Linked DNA regions of Mus musculus: region 2 is linked to region 1. A link is a contact called in ENCODE Hi-C data. All regions are on one chromosome and are shown on one strand. Each heading gives the region's core, a stretch centred on a gene start or an enhancer-like site at or near the end of the contact. The rest is flanking DNA. Distances are from core to core; before and after follow the strand shown.

Region 1 (5,059 bases), core at 1,535-4,034:
TCCTGTTCAGTAGCTTCATGTATCTATCCTTATAGTAACAATAATCACATATGTTAAGCCCACATATTTACTATAGAGGAAGAAAGTTCTAATTCATTTTGAAAATGAATTTACTGACTCTGTCAGCCTAGTTACTGCGCTGACTAGTGAATCATTTGACTCTAGCCGTGCTGTGGGTTGCTTCTTCTCCCCCTTATGTTTACCCCAAATCTGTTTCATGCTTTGCTTAAGGAGCCTTCTTTTTGAAGGGTGTTTTATTTGGATAGAGTACTAAAAGACAAGTGTATGCATGCATATGTGTGTGCGTGTGTTGAGACAATCATACTGCAGCCAAAGCTGGCCTTAAACTTGTGATTGTCCTGCCTCAGCTTCTCAAGTCCTGGGATTACAGGTGTGTATCACCATACCCATGCTAAGTACTTTCATAACACGAATGCATACTGTTGTGCAAAGTCCTGTGTTAATGTTCTTTGAAAGGAGAGCTTCAGAATATTGTTAGTTAAGACAAGTTCTGGGAATAGAGAGTTACCACTTTTACTTAGTCCACTGACGTGCCAAGGAGTTTGATAGCCTAATGTCGGAAGTTATTTTGTGGGAGCTGGTTTAACATATCTGGTCCTCCTGATAGAGAAAGGAAGGCATAGAAGTTACTCTACTCCTAGCTGTCATTCCAGTTTAGAATCTAGAGTTCATAAAGTTAAAATAATAAATGATCCTCAGTCTGACTATAGTAGCAACCACTGGATTATTGATGATCTATGTTACGATTGTGGCTTTAAGAAACTGAAGGTTGTACTAGAACCAGAGGTCTACAGTGGGTCGTTCCTGCCATAAGCCAGCCGGTGTGAGCAGCAGTTTGAGAGATTCTCTAATGCTAATTACAAGGAGGGAGTGACACCAGCGGCTTGTTAAGCGATAACTGTTGTTCATTTGAATTACAATCTCCTTGGCCCTCCACTTGCTTTCTCACTGGTCTGGCCTACCTTCTTTCAGGCCCAGGCCTGGGAGTGCTTGCAAGATATAGTTGGGGTAAAATGTTGACTTTTGGTGGACACCACGGAGTCACATTGATGCAGATAAGGCACATGGCTGTGGCAGGCTTCAGCTCCTTCATCAATTTTCAGGTTAGTATGGCTGAATCGATTATAGTTTGTAGACGTTCCCTTACTGCAGATTTATTGGCAGTTGAGACTGGGATCTTTTCCATGAGAGGCATGGTGATATGCTACGTTACTTTGGAATGCAATGATGGAACATGGTTGCAATCATAAAGAGGCCTAGATCTAGTTATTTGTTCAACTTACTGAAACTTTCATTTTCTTTTAGATAACCCTTCCTCAGACAGTTTCCTTGGCTCAGGTGACGTAAGAACCTTTGGTCAAAGTGCAAATGGACAATGGAGAAATTCCACTCCAGCGTCAGGCTCAGCGCCACAAAAACCAAGAAATAGCCGAAGTCTTTGCCTCGAAACCCGGAAGACCTCAAGGTTAGGTTTGGTCTACCTACTTCTCAAACCCTTCCTCAGGTACTGGGGAACGGCTACAACATAGGTGCTACATTAGAATTCTCAATGAGAACCATTTCAGGGCTTTAAGCCATCGCAAAATTTGCAAATCCATTTCCTTTGGGCTGAATTGAGTGATAGCAACCCCCATGAACTGCCAACAACCCACTCTGCCCCTCAGGGCCCTAGCATTTATATACCCTATGGAGACTTCCCAGGATTCCACACATCACACAATTGCAGAAACCATCTGCAGCTGGCAAAACCATGCCTCTGCTAGAGCACGAGGCAAACCATGGTCAGCTGCTGCGAAGCAGCCCCGGATCCCACACCTGAGGTTTAAAACGAAAGCACTTTCTTCTATTTCTGTGGTTTTTAAAGAAACTGAAATTGCAGAAATGTCACTACACTTGTGGACACTGGGAGTTGAACCCAGGTCCCTGGAAGAGCAGCCAGTGCCCCTCACCACTAGCCACCTCTCCAGCCCTGCTTTTGTTATTTCTGAGAAGTAAAAGTCATCACTGTAACTTTCCTTACACACTTCTTTTCAGTGGATTATCAAACACCTTTGTGGGCAAGTCCAATCACCACTGCCACATGTCTGCGTATGAAAAGTCATTTCCCATTAAGCCTGCCCCAAGTCCATCCTGGAGTGGGTCATGTCGTCGGAGTCTTTTAAGCCCTAAGAAAACTCAGAGGCGACATTTCAGCACAGCAGAAGAGGTAAGGAAAAGCTGCAGCCAGAGACGCCAAGGAGACGGCCTGTCACGCTCTCCGCTGCGTGCTCCTAAACCATTGTACTTACCTAGTCCGCTCTGGTCTCCCCATCGTGACTCTTTATAAAGTTTTGTTCTAAGTTCCCAAGGACTGGGAAAACATTCTTTTTCCTACTGCTTTCTGCTCCTGCTGTCTCACCACCTGCTGAACCGTTCTTGTCTTCAGTAAAGCCATGAGCTTCACTCAGCAGGTTTTGTTTTAATAAATTTGATTTGTTAGAATATCTCTTACTAGCTACAGTTTTCATCAATTATAAAAACAAACTATACAATAAAAAGAAATTATTTTTAGAAAGCCAGCGAGGGGCTATGGAAATAGTTTGGTCAGTGAAGTGCTTTCCATCAAAGACAGGGCTGTAGGCCAGTTCCCAGCATCCACATCCAAAGCTAGGCAAGGTGCTTTCTGCTCAGAATCCCCGCGCTTGGGAGGCAGAGACCGCCAGGTGTCAGGCGGGGCGGGGCCTTCGCGGCTCACTGGTCCAGTCTCCCTGGGGACTTTCAGGCCAGTGAGGCCCTGTTTCAAAAAGAGCTTCTCAAGGGACAGCACCCACGGCTCCACACGTGTGTTTGCACGTTTACACATGCACGTGCAGATTGGTTTTGTGAGTGAGTTAAGTGTGCTTGCTTTTCCTTAGGAGTAGGATCGTAGAGGTCATGGACGTTCTCAGAGGAGGCTGTTGTGCTGCCGCTTGACTTGCTCTTTTCTCTCCGTAACCGACAGGATGAGACTGAGATAGTGGACAGTTGGCACAGCAGGAAGCGTGCATCTGTTCAGTTGCATCTTAACTCGGTATCTTGGTAATTGTAGCTGTTTGCTGTAGAGATTGTGTTTTAATGTGCTCTTTCTATTAGTATATTAAATAATTGAATAATTCTTTTGACCTCGTACAATAGGTAAAGGTGAGTTTATATTCATACCTTACAAATGAGAGAAGAAAGTCACCTGGCTAGTAAATGGTACAGCAGGTCTATTAATATTGCAGAAGTCAGTCCCATGAGGTTATTAATAGACTTACCCTGTGTGTGATGAGCCTGGGTGTAGCTGCAGGAGCATAAGAACACTGTAACAGTCATCACGCCAGTGTTCACCCTCAGAACACCTCCTCATCGCAGGGAGCGTCGCTCGTTTTAGAAGCTGCACACCATTAATCGTCCCAAACACTCCCTCGTTGACCAAGCTGCTTGAAACCAAAGTTAACCTTTTTTAAGTATTCTTCCTATGTGATAGTTTCTGTTCTATATTAGTATGTTTTCACTGTACATAAGAATGAGATTCACTGTAACATTTTTATACATGCGTATAAGTATATGATCATACAAGCTCCTAGTGACCCTCTCTTGCCTGGGTCCTTTTCCTCTGTCAAATTAGCCTGTTGTCCTTTCCTTCCCTTTCCTTTCCCTTCCTTTTTTTTTTTTTTTTTTTTTTGTTTTTTGTTCCTTTTTTTTTTGTTTTTTTTTTTTTTTTTTAGACAAGGCCCCACTGTGTACCCTGGCCTGCCTTACCACTGTGTAGCCCAGAATGCGCTTTATTTGTAGCAGTCCTCCTGTCTCAGACCACAAAGTAGTGGGACTGCAGGCATAAACCACCATACCCACCCCTACTCCATATCTAAAGTCTACATGTGAGATAAAAGATGATATTTGTATTTCTGAATCTGCTTTATTTCCCATGATGATCTCCAGTTCTGTTCATTTTTCTGCAAGCAGCTGATCACAAGTTATAGTTGAATAACAAGTCCTGTGTGTGTCTATGTATCCGTATATCATATTTTCTTTATCTGTTACTCTATTCATGGAAACTAGGTGGATGTGTTAACTTGGCTATTATGAGTTTTGCTGCTATGAGCATGGTAATGCAGATTCCTTTCTTTAAATGTCTTATTTTATTTTTATTTCATGCCTACAAGTAGTCTACTTGCACTATGTGCAAGCCTGGTGCCTGAGGAGTCCAGGAAAGGGAATCTTAATTCCCTGGAGCTAGAGTTACAGATGGTTATGAGCCACCATGTGGGTGCTGGGAATTGAACCCAAGTTCTCTGGAAGAGCAGATAGTGTTCCTAACCACTGAGTCATCTCCCCAGCCCTAAATTTCATTGTGTGCTGATTGTCGTCCCCCCTCCCCCCCCCCACACACACACTTGGTATATACCCAGAGGTAATATAACAGAATCATATATTATTTCTATTTTTAGTTTTGTTGAGAAATCCCCAGTAGGAATTCCCTCTAACAGCACATAAAGGGTCTTTTCCCGCCCCATTCTCACTGCTCTTGTTTGTTTTCTGATGATGTGCTTCTACTGGAGTGAGACGGAATCTCAGAGCAGTTTTGATTTGCATTTCTCTGATGGTTAAACATTTTATGTATTTATTATTGTTCTTTTGAAAACTCATCAGTTCATTTGCCCGGTTTATAATTGGATCATTCATTCTTTCTGAGTTGTTTTGGAGGATTATACTGTTTTTGCAGTACTGGGAGTCACGTCCAGGGCCTCAAGCCACTGGGCTATGTTTCCAGCCCAGTTTTTTAATTCAGAATTCCTCTGGTATTGTCAATCTTTCATATTGTGCGATCAGTTTTGGGTTGATTTTGTATGGTGTGAGAAGTAGGGACCGAGTTTCACTCTGCTACATGTGGACCTTAGGTTGTTCCAGAACTGTTTGTTAAAACTGACTTTTCTTTAGCATGTTTTGTTTTGGTTTTGGTTTTGTTTGGTCACCTCTGCTGAGAATCGAATGGCTGAAAACTGTGGGGTTACTTCTGAATCGCCTCTTCTGTTGG
Region 2 (5,796 bases), core at 2,965-5,464, 480 kb before region 1:
TCTAGCAGCAAAAGTAGAAGAACAACCAAAGAAATTGGAGCATGTCATCAAGGTGGCACACACTTGCCTGCACCCACAGGAGTCACTTCCTGACACGAGGAGTGAGGTGAGTGAGTGTTTACACTTTTAACAACCATAACTTCAGTTTGTAACTTTGAATCTGGGCTGTTCAATTTCTCAGTTTAATTTTTACTTATTTTTATTTTTTAGCCTGAGATGGGATTCCTCTGTGTAGCCATGACTATAGACCAGGTTAGACTTGAACCCACAGAAATCCTTCAACTGTGTACCTACACCTCCCTGCCAGTGTTTAATTTTGAAAATTAAAAACATACATATCAATTTCATCTAAAAGTTTGTCTTAAAATTGAAAGCTGCATAAGAGCAAAAGAGAGTTATATCACCTGGATAAATTTCTTTCCACCCTCTAGATCCAAAATATTTTCTTTTTCTCTACTGTTTAAAAATGATTAAAAAGTGTGCAGCACCACCATCTGGCTGTTTTTCCAGTCTTTTATTGATGGTATAAGCATTCTTTTTGTTGGTTATTTCTTTTCCTTTCTTCCTTCATTTCTCCCTTCCTCCGTCCCTTCCTCCTGCCAGAGACAGGGTATCTGTGTGGCTCTAGCTCTCCTGGAACTTACTCTATACCAGCTTAGCTTTGAGCTAAAGAGACCGTCCAGACTGCCTCTATCTCCTGAGTGCTGGGATTAAAGGTGTGTTTCATCATACCAGGCTTCTTGATGTTATAAACATTTTTTGTTACTGTTTTTCAAGACAGGGTTTCTTGGTATAGCCCTGGTTGTCCTAGAACTAGCTCTATAGAAAAGACTGGGCTTGAACTCTGAGATCAGCCTGCTTCTGCATCCCGAATGTAGGATCAAAGGCATGTGCAACTTGGCTAGGCTATGAGCTTTTTTTAAAGATTTATTTATTTATTTATTTTATGTATGTGAGTACACTGTAGCTGTACAGATGGTTGTGAGCCACCATGTGGTTGTTGGGAACTGAATTTTTAGGACTTCTGTTTGCTCTGGTCAACCCTGCTCTGTCCAGTGCCCCGCTTGATCCCCTTGCTCAGTCCCTGCGTGCTCCAACCCAAAGATTTATTTATCATTATACATAAGTACACTGTAGCTGTCTTCAGATGCACAAGAAGAGGGCATCAGATCTCATTACAGATGGCTGTGAGCCACCATGTGGTTGCTGGGATTTGAACTCGGGACCTCTGGAAGAGCAGTCAGTGCTCTTAACTGCTGAGTCATCTCTCCAGCCCTCTATGAGCTTTTTTAATTATATGTAAGTACACTGTAGCTGTCTTCAGACACTCCAGAAGAGGGAGTCAGATCTCATTATGGGTGGTTGTGAGCCACCATGTGGTTGCTGGGATTTGAACTTTGGACCGTCGGAAAAGCAGTCGGGTGCTCTTACCCACTGAGCCATCTCAACAGCCCCTGAGCTTTTTTTAAAGGTGAAGTTTTGTTGTGGAAAATTTTTTTTCATGATAAAGGGCCATACTTAAATATCAGTCTGAAAATGAACCAAATGCCTAGAAGTAGCAAGATTGATGTGTATTTATTTTATATTTGATTCTAGCCAAAAGGCTGAGAAACACATGGTCATTGTCAGAGTTCATACTTTTATTTCTTCAAGTCAGGAGTTCAAGGTCTTAAAAAGTATTTCAGAAACGAGGAAAATACCTAATAATAAAAAAAAATTAAAAAAAAAAGTATTTCAGACTAGAGTTCACCCCTTTTTCTGTGATACGAATGCTGCTGACTGCAGTTCCATAGGTGCTCTGGTCCTTCCTCCAGTGTGTATGCGCAGTTCTTCTATTTTTGCTCATGCTTCCTTAGTGTGTGTGTGTGTGTGTGTATTTGTGTATTTGTGTTGACTTTAGGTGTTGAATCTAGGACCTCAGAAAGTGCTAGGCAAAAATTCTATTGCAAAGCCTTTTCCCCAAGCTGGATTGGATGCCTTTAATCCTAGCACTTAGGAAGCAGAAGCAGGTGGGTCTCCTTGAGGGTCAAACTAGTCTATATAGTAAGTCTGAGAGCAGCCAGGGCTACATACTGACAGCCTGTGTCTTAAAAGAAGAAAAACACACCCATAGTTTGGTTTTTGTAAAAAAGGATGACTCCTGATTTTCTTCACTTATTAAAAAAAAAAAGATTATGTATTTAATTAAATATGTATATGTCTGTGAGTGTAGGTGTCTATAGAGGCGGAGATCTTGGATCCACTGAAGCTGGAGGTAGAAGTGGTAGTGAGCTGGGTTGAAGAGCACTATGGTTCTTAACTACTGGGCCATCTCTCCAGTTCTGCTTTGAGAAGTCAGTGATCAGAGATGTTGAGAATTCAAACACCCATAATTGAGGAAAAGTTACAGATTTCTTTCTTTTTTTTTTTGTTTTTTTGTTTTTTGTTTTTCGAGATAGGGTTTCTCTGTGTAGCCCTGGCTGTCCTGGAACTCAAGTTGTAGACCAGGCTGGCCTTGAACTCAGAAATCTGCCTGCCTCTGCCTCCCGAGTGCTGGGATTAAAGGTGTGTGCCACCACACCTAGCTCAGATTTCTGTTACTAGGTTATTTAAGTCTTTTATGGGTGTAGGAATCATGGTTTGTGAAGAAGATAAATGGAATTTTATGTATTTTTATTTTTAGAAAATTTCTTTATTCTAATTTAGTATATGCTACAGAAGCAAGCATTGCTATCCACTTTTTATCACTGATGAAACATCTGAAAAACAAACAATCTAAGGGAAGAAGGGATTCCTTTTGGTTCACAGTTTCAATGATTTCAACCTGTGGTTACTTAGCTATATTGCTTTTGGTCCCGTGCCTATGAGGCAGAGCATCATGGCCAGGAAGGAGCAGGTGGGGAGAGCAACAGGAGATAGCCAGGGACGAGATGCACTCTTTGAAGGGTGTGCTTCTGTGACCTACTTCCAAGGCCCAACCTTCTGGTCTCCTTTACCTCCCAACAATGCCATCAGATTATAACTGCGTCTGGATTAATCCACTGAGGTGAGAGCTCTCGTGATCCAATTACTTCCTGCTGAAAGCCGCCACACCCTAACTTTCTCCCTTTATCTGGGTTCCTGGGATCAGACTCAGGTTCCCAGCCTTGTAACATCTTCACTGCTGAACCACTCTTTACCCTGGTACCTGGACCCTTTAACACGTGAGACTACAGGAGACATTTCATAGTCAAATCATAACACCTTCCCCCTTCTGTTCTATGAGCCTTTCCTTCAAGGCCCTGTTAAGTCTTTCTATAATGGCTTGTCCTGTAGGACTGTAAACTACATCCAGAATAGGCTTCATGCCATGATGTCCATAAAACTGTTGTATTTTAATGGGATTATATGTCAGAGCATCATCAGTTTTAATCTGTAAAGGCAGATCCAAGACAGCCATCATCTCTGATGAATGTGCAATCCCAGAATCATCCCCCTCAGAACGCAGGCATAAGTCCACTAGAACTCTTAACATGTATCAATTGTATGATGTATCAACGTGTACATATCTCAGTTGGGCAAACTATAAATGAAACACAATCTCTTATGTGGCATTGTTTTAAGGTAGCATCAATAAGCAGAATCTGGAGTCTTAATTCAATATATTATATTTCTATGGGTTGCCATTCTAATTTCTTAAGCCCCTGTGGAATGTTCCAATTTGGATTCCTCTGAGGGTTTCCTATTTTGATTTAAAGATTCTTTTCTTGTCTGTTTTATGATCTTCAATTTAGTATCTAGTTTCTCAGTTTCTTCTTTCTTCAAGACTTATTCTGATTTCTCCAAAAGAAGACACACAAAACTGTTATCACTGAAAGAAACAGCCATTTGTGTGCTGATGAACAAAGCAAGATCATATGCAATCTAGACGCAATGTGTGAGGCATTGTGTTTCCCTCCATCCCGAATGCAGAAACACTTAATCTGAAACTTCTCCCTAAGAACTTTATTTTCTTATATTTAAATTAAATATTTCTTTCTATGATTTTTAAAAACATTTAGTTTCCCTTTTATTGTTTAAGCTCAATACCTTATCAGTTTGGGACTTTTTAGTTTATTCCTTACGGTGCGGAAGCCTCATCCCAGCTGTTAGCTAGCTCAAGGCTCATGATCTTTTGCCAGCACTGGCCAGGCCTCTCCACCGGCTGTGCTTCTGCAAGGGTTTAGACCTTCCCTGGACATCTTCCAGTGGTCCCTGGCCCATGTGCCCTGCCATGCTTGGTTGGGCTGGTGCCTCTTACCAGACACTGGGCTGGGGACTCAGTGGGCCCAGATTAGGCTGCTGTTTTTAACTCTGGACCTTGGCAGTAGCCGTGCTCTCCACCAAGCAGAGTGCTGGCTTTTCAGAGCAGCTCTTGGAAGAACTGCATCCTGTATGTTGTTCTCAGCAGATGCAGAGTGCAAGCAAAGCCTTCCTGGGGAGCTTTAGTCTAGCTGGTCCCTAAGCAGTGTTTGCAGGGAGTGTGTGACTCTACCCAGTATACCTGCAATCTAAACTTGGAGTCTAAGTGAGTTCTTGCCCCACATTGGTTTGCCCATATTTAGGACAACCAATTTATTAAGCTTATCCCTGACTAGCGTAAAAATAATGAGGCTCAGGCTATGATTATTTTATTTAGCTTTGGCAATTACTGGTGGGTTATCCCTAATCTACTTTCTAACTGCTGGCTTGGCTACCTCCCTAAAAGTGTACCCCAAATACTTGTTCTCCTCCTAGCCACGTGCTAGGTTCATCTCCTCATGTGACATCCTCCTCTCCTCTCGTTCTTCTCTTTCTACTCCCCTAACCAGGTAACCACAAATCTATCTACCTCTAATCCTTCCAGTATTTTATTTGACCAATAGTTTTAGATTAAGGAACAAGGTTTGCATAACCAAAGCTAGTAAATGTGAGAATTTACTCTTGGTGGGTACAGAATTTCGCATTACAATACATAGCAACATACAGGCTGGCTTCAAACTCACAGAGATCCATTTCATATGCCCAGCTCCTTTGAGCTCCAGAATTTATTTTTAGAATTAAGAGAAAAATTGAATGTGAGTCAAATATTTATTAGTTAGATTCTTATAGCACTGTTAAAAGATCTGAAAGTGAAATGTGACGATTCTTAGAGGTGTGATATTTCTCATGTCTAGATTATCTGACTTCTAAGATTTAAAATACCTGAAAATAAATGCAGTTGTGCTTTTGGTAGCCTTCCATTAGTAAAGTGTTATCTTTTGATGTTCGGGGCTTTTCCTTTCTGTCCTGAGTGGGATAGACATAAAGACTATATATTCCAGTTCTAACACTACCTTTTATCTCCCATTCTACCACTCCTTAAGATTTTAAAAGTTTCTGTGCATTAGTTATTTGCCTACATGAGTGTAGGGCACCACCTGCATACGTGCCTGGGAAGGCCAGGGAGTGAGTGTTGGATTCCCAGGAACTGGAGTTACAGATGGCTGTGAGCTTTCTGTGAGTTCTTGAAAGCAAACCTAGGTCTTCTGCAACAGCAGCAAGTGTTCTTAACTGCAGAGCCATTGCTCAGGGGCCTCTATCCAGACTTTTGATTGTTTTGTTTTTAAAGTTATTTACATCCTTTTGCTGGATGTAACTTCTGGGTTTTTTTTCCCCTTCTTAGGCTTACCTACAACAAGTTCAAGATCTGGTGATTTTAGAGAGTATAATTTTGCAGACCTTAGGTAAGTTAATTTTCCTTTTTAAAGCAGGAAAAAAATATGTATGGGATATAATGATTTCATGTTAAAGTTTGTTAGATGGGAGAAAATCTTGTGA

Evidence for each region. Hi-C counts contacts between places; a loop is a spot of excess contacts on that map.
Region 2: a map of T-helper 1 cell shows a loop between it and region 1 (4-fold over the local background). The contact joins two enhancer-like sites. A Hi-C loop is called at or near these places in 2 of 37 maps with a recorded cell type or tissue (T-helper 1 cell and T-helper 17 cell).

The regions. Positions count from the first base shown.
Region 1 is chr15:98,072,977-98,078,035 of GRCm38, reverse strand. Senp1 (SUMO1/sentrin specific peptidase 1) reads left to right here. Exons shown (of 18, transcript NM_144851.5): 5 at 1,327-1,486; 6 at 2,056-2,227. Among named protein-coding and RNA genes, the nearest start is that of Gm25668, 5.8 kb to the right of the region's middle. Within about 2 kb of position 2,784, at least 1 of the 3 ENCODE cell types and tissues checked has a DNase peak (open chromatin) inside an H3K27ac peak, as active enhancers do.
Region 2 is chr15:98,554,507-98,560,302 of GRCm38, reverse strand. It overlaps Ccnt1 (cyclin T1), which reads left to right. Exons shown (of 9, transcript NM_009833.2): 3 at 1-106; 4 at 5,642-5,702. Among named protein-coding and RNA genes, the nearest start is that of 9330020H09Rik, 9.9 kb to the left of the region's middle. Within about 2 kb of position 4,214, at least 1 of the 3 ENCODE cell types and tissues checked has a DNase peak (open chromatin) inside an H3K27ac peak, as active enhancers do.